Regions from separate parts of the Homo sapiens genome. Here region 2 is linked to region 1. A link is a loop called in an ENCODE intact Hi-C map of the cell type or tissue named here. Cell type or tissue: IMR-90. All regions are shown on one strand.

Region 1 (4,000 bases):
TGGAAAGGGCAGAACTATAAAGACAATGAAAAGATCAATAGTTACAGGGGATTTGGGGAGAGAGAGAAAGGGATGAACAAATGGAGCAAAGGGGATTTCTGGGACAATGAAACAATTCTGAATGACACCGTAATGATGGATAGATAATATTATGTATTTGTTAAAACACACAGAACTGTAAAACACATTAGAGTGAATCCTAATGTAAACAAAGAACTTTAACCAATAATAATGTATCAATATTGGTTCATCAATTATAACAAATGTACCACACTCATGCATGATGTTAGTAATAGGAAAAACTGTGTACAGGGTTGAGGGGTGGGGATGGAGTATGTGGGAACTCTCTGTACTTTCTACTCCATTTTTCTGCAAAGCTAACACTGCCCTAAAAAATAAAGTCTATTAATTAAAGAAAAAGAAGTGCAAAACTTGTATTCTGAAACCTACAAAACACTGAAAGAATTCAAAGACATACATAACTGGAAAGACATCCTATGTTCATGGACCAGAAGACTTAATATTTTTAAGATGTCAATATCATTAAATTAACCTACAGATTCAACAGAATCACTATCAAAATTCCAGCTGGCTTTTCTGCAGAAATTGACAGGCTAATCTTAAAATGTATAAGGAATTACAAGAGAATCAGAATAGTCAAAACAATCTTTAAAAAGAGGAACAAAGTTGGATTCATCCTTCTCAATTTCAAAAGTTACTACAAATCTGCAGTAATCGAGATCGTGTAGGGGAAAAAAAAAAGACTGTGTGGTATTGACATAAGGATAGACAAAAAGATCAATGGAATAGAATTAAGAGTCTAGAAATAAATTCATACATTTTGGTCAACTGATATTTCAACAAGAGTGCCAAGACCATTCAATAGCAAAAGAGTAGTCTTCAACAAGTGGTGCTGGGACCACTGGATATCCACATGAAGAAAAATGAATTTGGACTCCTTCCTTATACCATACACAAAAATTAGCTAAGAATGGATCACAGACCTAAATATAAGAGCTAAAACTATAAAACTCCTAGAAGAAAATGTATAAAAGCAAATCTTCATGACTTTGGATTAGTCAGAGCCTTCTTAGATATGACAGTGAAAGCTCAGGGACAAAATTTTAAAAAACAGATAAATTGCATTTCATCAAAATTTTAAATAACTTTTGGTCTTCAAAAGAGATCATTGAGAAAATAAAATGACAACCCAGAATGGGAGAAAATATTTGCAAATCATGTATCCGAAAAGAAGTTGTATCTAGAATACATAAAAGACTCTTAAACTCAACAATAAAAAACCAAATAGAGTAGTTTCCCCTTACTCATGGTTTCATTTTCAGCAGTTTCAGTTATCTATGGTCAATGGTGGTCCAAAAATATTAAGTGAAAAATTCCAGAAATAATTCATCAGTTTTAAATTACAAGTCATTCTGGCCAGGCGCAGTGGCTCATGCCTGTAATCCCAGCATTTTGGGATGCTGAGTCGGGTGGATCACTTGAGCCCAAGAGTTCGAGACCAGCCTGGGCAATATGGCGAAACCCCGTCTCTACTAAAAACACAAAAATTACCTGGGTGTGATGGCACAAGCCTGTAATCTCAGCTACTTGGGAGGCTGAGGTACAAGAATCGGTTGAACCCGGGAAGCTGAGGTTGCAGTGAGCCACGATGGCACTACTGCACTCCAGAATGGGCAACAGAGTGAGACTCGGTCTCAAAAAAAAAAAAAAAAATTACAAGGCGTTCTGACTATCCTGATGAAATCCCATATATTCCCATTTTGTTCCACCTAGGATGTGAATCATCCTTTTGTTCAGCATCCACATATTAGTCACTTAGCAGCTGACTCGTATCAGATCAGCTGTCCCAGCATTGCAGTTCTTGTGTTCAAGTAACCCTTATTATACTTAATAATGGCCCCAAAGCACAAGAGTAGCGATGCTGATGATTTGGATATGCCAAAGGTGAAAGTTCTTAACTTTTATTTTATTGTTTTATTTTATTTTTAGAGACAGGATCTGAATCTGTTGCCTAGGGTGGAGTACAGTGGCGTGACCCTGGCTCACTGCAGCCGTAGACTCCTGGGCACAAACAATCCTCCCACCTCATCCTCCATAGTAACGGAAACCATAGGCATGTGCCACTATGCCCAGCCAGTGTATTTTTATTTTTAGTAGAGATGGGGTCTCACTATATTGCTCAGGCTGGTCTTGAACTCCTGGTCTCAAGCAATCCTCCTGCCCCAGCCTCCCAGAGCCAAAGTGCTGAGATTAAAGGCATCAGCCACCATGCCCAGCCTCAACTTTCACTAAAAAAAATAAAATAAAAATAAAAAATAAATCACATGCTGAAGTTGATAAGATTTACAGTAAGAATGAATCTTCTATCAGTGAAATTGTGAAGAAGGAAAAAAAGTTAGTTTTGCTGTCATACCTCAAACTGCAAAAGTTATGGCCACAGTGCATGTATAAGATAAAACATAGTATATAAATGGTTTGGTACTATCAAGTTTCGGGCATCCACTGGAGTCTTGGAACGTATCCCCTACAGATAAGGAGGGACTACTGTAATCCAAAGGAAAAATAGGCCAAGGATTTAAACAGTCATTTCTCCAAAGAAGATATACAAAAGGCCAATAAACCTATGAAAATAGGCTCAACATCATTAGTCACCAGGAAAATGCAAATCAAAACCAGCGAAATACCACTTCACATCTCTGTTAGAATGACAATAACCAAAAAAGCATAATAACAAGTGTTGGGAAGGAATTGGAGTACTCGTACATTAGGGGAATGTGAGAAGGTAAAATGGTACAGCTTTTTTGGAAAACAATTTGACAGTTCCTCAAAATATTAAACATGGAGTTAATCACACGATCCAGCAATTCCTCTCCTAGGTATACAGCCAAGAAAAACGAAAACACATGTCCACACAAAAATGTATACACGGTATTCACAGCAGCATTATCCATAATAGCCAAAAAATGAAAACAATTAAAATTTGTATCAACTGATGAATGGTTAAATAAAATGTTGTGAAGCCACACAACGGAATACTACTTGGCAATAAAAAATAATGAAGTACTGATACATGTCACAACGTGGATGAACCTTGAAAACACTACCCTAAGTGAAAGAAACCAGTTAGAAAAGACCATACACTGCCTGGACGCAGTGGCTCACGCCTATAATCCCAGCGGTCTGGGAAGCCGAGGTGGGCGGACCACTTGAGGTCAGGAGTTTGAGACCAGCCTGGCCAACGTGGTGAAAGCCTGTCTTTACTGAAAATACAAAAGTTAGCCAGGAGTGGTGGCACATGCCTGTAGTCCCAGATACTCAGAAGGCTGAGACAGGAGAAATGCTTGAACTGGAGAGGCGAAGGTTGCAGTGAGCAGAGATTGCACCAATGTACTCCAGCCTGGGCGACAGAGCAAGACTCTGTCTAAAACACAAAAAACAAACAAACAAAAAAAAACAAAGACCACATATTATATTATTTACACGAGATGTCTAGAATTGGTAAATTATCTATAGAGAAAAAAACAGTTGGTTGCTAGGGTGGGGATTGGGGTAATGGTGGGGAATCGAGTCTTACAGGTATGGGTACAAGGTTCTTTCTGGAGTGATAAAAATGCTCTAAAATTGATTGTGGTAAGGGTTGCACAACTCTGTGAACATACTAAAAGCCACGGAATTATATTTCGATGAAGTTTAGAAAAAAAAAGAAAAAAAAGCTTTAAAAGGCTGAGTGCAGTGGCTCATGCCTGTAATCCCGGCACTTTGGGAGGCTAAGGCGGGCAGATCTCGAGGTCAGGAGTTCGAGACCAGCCTGGCCAATATGGTGAAACCATGGCTCTACTAAAAATACAAAAATTAGCTGGGCGTCGTGGCGGGCGTCTATAATGCCAGCTACTCGGGTGGCTGAGGCAGGAGAATTGCTTGAACCCGGGAGGCGGAGGTTACAGTGAGCTGAGACGGCGCCACTGCACTCCAGCCTGGG
Region 2 (4,000 bases), 1.2 Mb before region 1:
CTAAGACCTATTCATATGAGTATGTTCTTCCCTATGAAACCTCCTCTATAAAATTGGAAGAGGTGACTTTCCTAACAGATGTGTAGAAATCAATGCAAGGACACATAAACCATGAAAATGTAGGGAAACAAGTCACCTTCAAAGAAAAATGGTAATTCTCCAGTAACCCTATTCATAGGGAAATATATGAAATACCAGAAAAAGAATTCAAAATAATAATCTTAAGGGAACTCAGTGAGATACACAAGAGAATACAGACAAGTCAATGAAATCAGGAAAACAATTCATGATTTGAATGAGAAATTTAAGAGGTACATATACCTGGGTGCGGCCAGGCGCGGTGGCTCATGCCTGTAATCCCAGCACTTTGGGAGGCCAAGGCAGGTAGATCACCTGAGGTCAGGAGTTCAAGACCAGCCTGGCCAACATGGTGAAACCCCGTCTCTACTAAAATAAAAACTTAGCCGGGTGTGGTGGTACGTGCCTGTAGTCCCAGCCACTCGGGAGGCTGAGAATCGCTTGAACCTGGGAGGCAGAGGTTGCAGTGAGTCAAGATCTCGTCACTGCACTCCAGCCTGGGCAATGGAGTGAGACTCTGAATGAAGAAAAAAAAAAAAAAGAAAAAAGAAAAAAAAAGAAAGGTTGGGTGCAATGGCACGTTTGTAATCCCAGCACTTTGGTTGGCCAAGGTGGGATGATCACTTGAGCCCAAGAGTTCAAAACCAGACTGGACAACGTAGTGAGACCTTGTGAAATTAGCTGCGCATGGTGGTTTCAAACAGCTAGAAGGAGGATACTAAATATAAAGCAATGATAACTATTTGAGATGATGGATATGCTAATTACCCTGATCTGACTACAATACAATATATGTATTGAAACATCACTATGGGCCGGGCGTGGTGGCTCACGCCTGTAATCCCAGCACTTTGGGAGGCTGAGGTGGGCAGATCATGAAGCCAGGAGATCGAAACCATCCTGGCTAACATGATGAAAGCCCGTCTCTACTAAAAATACAAAAAATTAGCCGGGCATGGTGGCACGTACCTGTAGTCCCAGCTACTCGGGAGGCTGAGGCAGAAGAATCACTTGAACCTGGGAGGCGGAGGTTGCAGGGAGCTGAGATTGCGCCACTGCACTCCAGCCTGGGCGACAGAGCGAGACCTCATCTCAAAAAAAAAAAAAAGAAAAAGAAAAGAAAAGAAACATCACTATGTACCCTATGAGTATGTACGAATATTATTTGCCAATTAAAAATTTTTTTTTTATATAGTCCATGTGAAATCTTGTTCATGATTACATTTTGGAGTGATTTCTTTACCTGACACCCGTTTTAGCTGCAGAGATAGCAGAGCGCTTGAGTGACCCCTTCAGACCCAAGGTACTCTGACTTGCAGGGCCACAAGACCGGCCTTGCGAGCGTCGTTGGCTGATGGGAGTAGAAGCCACAGAGAGTCTTCCTCTTGGAGGTACTGGAGTCCTGACCCCTCCCTTATTGATGGGCTGCTGCTGAAGAGAAAATGCATCATTTTAAAAGCTTGGCCTCTCCAACATGGTGAAACCCCATCTCTACTAAAAATACAAAAATTAGCCGGGCGTTGTGGCATGTGCCTATAGTCCCAGCTACTCAGGAGGCTGAGGCGGGAGAATCACTTGAACCCAGGAGGCGGAGGTTGCAGTGAGCCGAGATCACACCAGCCTGGCAACAGAGCGAGACTACATCTCAAAAAACAAAAACAAAAAACAAACAAAAAGACTTGGCCTCTGATACAGTATTGTCTCCTAGGCAAAGTTCAGAAGAGCGTTTCCATTTATCCCTGTTTCATTCCTCATTTGTAACTCCATTTGGAATCTTTTCTTTCCTCACTACCTCACCTCATCCTATTCTACCTGTCTGGCTGGCTCCACAGTTACCTGCCATTTATTGCTATGGGGATTCTGTTATAAAGAGCAATTTCCAGTTGAGGCTGAGTAAGGAGTTACAAGAAAGCCTTTCCCGGCTGCTATGGACCCAGGCATTTTCTTTCTTTTTTTTTTTTATTTGAGACAGAGTCTGGCTCTGTTGCCCAGGCTGAAGTGCAGTGGCACAATATGGGCTCACTGCAATCTTCACCTTCCAGGTTCAAGCGATCCTCCCACCTTAGCCTTCTGAGTAGCTGGGATTATAGGCACCTGCCACCATGCCCAGCTAATTTTTGTATTTTTAGTAGAGACAGGATGTTGCCATGTTGGCCAGGCTGGTCTCAAATGCCTGACCTCAAGTGATCTGCCTGCCTTGGTGTCCCAAAGTGTTTGGATTACAGGCGTGAGCCACTGTGCCCAGCTATCTGGGCATTATCTTTTCTTTCTTTCTTTTTTTTTAAATGAGACGGGGTCTCTTTCTTTCACCTGGGCTGGAGTGCAATGGCATGGTCTCAGCTCACTGCAACTTCTGCCTCCCAGGTTCAAGCGATTCTCCTGCCTTAGCCTCCCAAATAGCTGGGACTACAGGCACCCACCACCACACTCGACTAATTTTTGTATTTTTAGTAGAGACGGGGTTTCACTGTGTTGGCCAGGCTGGTCTTGAACTGCTGACCTTGTGATCTGCCTGCCTCAGCCTCCCAAACTGCTGGGATTACAGGTGTGAGCCACCACGCCCAGCCTAGCCAGACATTTTCTAACTAGAGACATAATGTAGAAAAACAGTCCCTTGTAGCCACAAAGGAAGAAAAAAAGATTATTTTGGAAATACGGAAGCTTTGAGACGTTATATACAGTTTATTAAATATAAACTTAGGCCAGGTGTAGTGGCTCACAACCTGCAATCTCAGCACTTTGGGAGGCTGAGGCAGGAGGATCGCTTAAGCCCAGGAGTTCATGACCAGCCTGGGCAACATTAGGAGATCTTGTCTCTACAAAAACAAACCTAAAGAACCTATTATATATTTAACATGTGGAATCTACAAATAATTCTATCCTCTCCCTCTATCCCCAAACAATAGCTTTTTGAAGTCCTTTAAAACAAAAAACAAAAAGAGGGAAGGAAATAAATGCTTGAAGGGTTTCACTTAGGGTATCTGTCTTAGATATTGTCAAGGCACAAAGAGTAATTGAATATCTTATTATCATTAGTCTAACATCTGTTGCAAGCAGAAAAAATTAACTTTATTGCCTGTCAACTGAGATATGACAATTGAAATTAATATTTAGAAAAATAAAAATGTAGGTTAAGAATTAAATACAGGGACTAGAAATAAACATAATCTGGTGGCCCATGCCTATAATCTCAGTACTTTGGGAGGCAGAAGAGGGGGGACCGCTTGAGCCTAGGAGTTTGAGACCAGCCTGGACAACATAGGGAGGCCTGTCTCTACAAAAAACTGAAAAATAGCTGGGTGTAGTAGTGCATGACTATTGTCCCAGCTACTAAGGAGGCTGAGGTGTGAGGATCACCTGAGCCCAGGAGGTTGAGGCTACAGTGAACCATCACTGCACCATTGAATTACCACCTGGGTGACAGGGTGAGACTCTGTCTAAAAAAATATATATATATGTATATAATTTTATATAAAAATTGTATATATATATAGAGAGAGAGAGAGACACACACACAGACAGGCAAGATCTTTTTTTTTTTTTTTTTTAGATGGAGACTTGCTCTGTCGCCCAGTCTGGAGTGCAATGGCGTGATATTGGCTCACTGCAATCTCCGCCTCCTGAGTTCAAGCAATTCTCCTGGTCAGCACCCAGAGCAGCTGGGATTACAGGCATCTGCCACCACGTCTGGCTAATTTTTGTATTTTTAGTACAGACGGGGTTTCGCCATGTTGGGCAGGCTGGTCTTGAACTCCTGACCTCAGGTGATCCACCCACCTCAGCCTCCCAAAGTGCTGGGATTACAGGCGTGAGCCACTGTGCCCAGCCATATATATAAGTATATATGTCTATACATTTTTTTGAGACAGGGTCTCACTGTCACTGAGCCTGGAGGACAGTGGCCCGATCTCAGCTCACAGCA

The links. A loop is a pair of places that touch in the nucleus more often than their neighbours do. Peaks named below come from ENCODE experiments on the same cell type or tissue, not always from the same donor. Only the 100,000 strongest peaks of a DNase experiment are listed, where the experiment ranks them.
Region 2: it touches region 1 in a loop (23-fold over the local background); 1 of 110 quality-filtered maps calls a loop at or near these places.

The regions. Positions count from the first base shown.
Region 1 is chr15:40,188,623-40,192,622 of GRCh38, reverse strand. The region is part of intron 8 of BUB1B (BUB1 mitotic checkpoint serine/threonine kinase B); the gene reads right to left. The region is part of intron 1 of LOC107984763 (a long non-coding RNA gene); the gene reads left to right. Among named protein-coding and RNA genes, the nearest start is that of BUB1B-PAK6, 27 kb to the left of the region's middle. RefSeq lists a silencer at 1,749-1,949. In IMR-90, no CTCF peak of the experiment used is centred here; a DNase peak (open chromatin) is centred at 1,842.
Region 2 is chr15:41,362,911-41,366,910 of GRCh38, reverse strand. It overlaps NUSAP1 (nucleolar and spindle associated protein 1), which reads right to left. Exons shown (of 11, transcript NM_016359.5): 7 at 1,322-1,509. Among named protein-coding and RNA genes, the nearest start is that of NUSAP1, 32 kb to the right of the region's middle. In IMR-90, no CTCF peak of the experiment used is centred here; no DNase peak of the experiment used is centred here.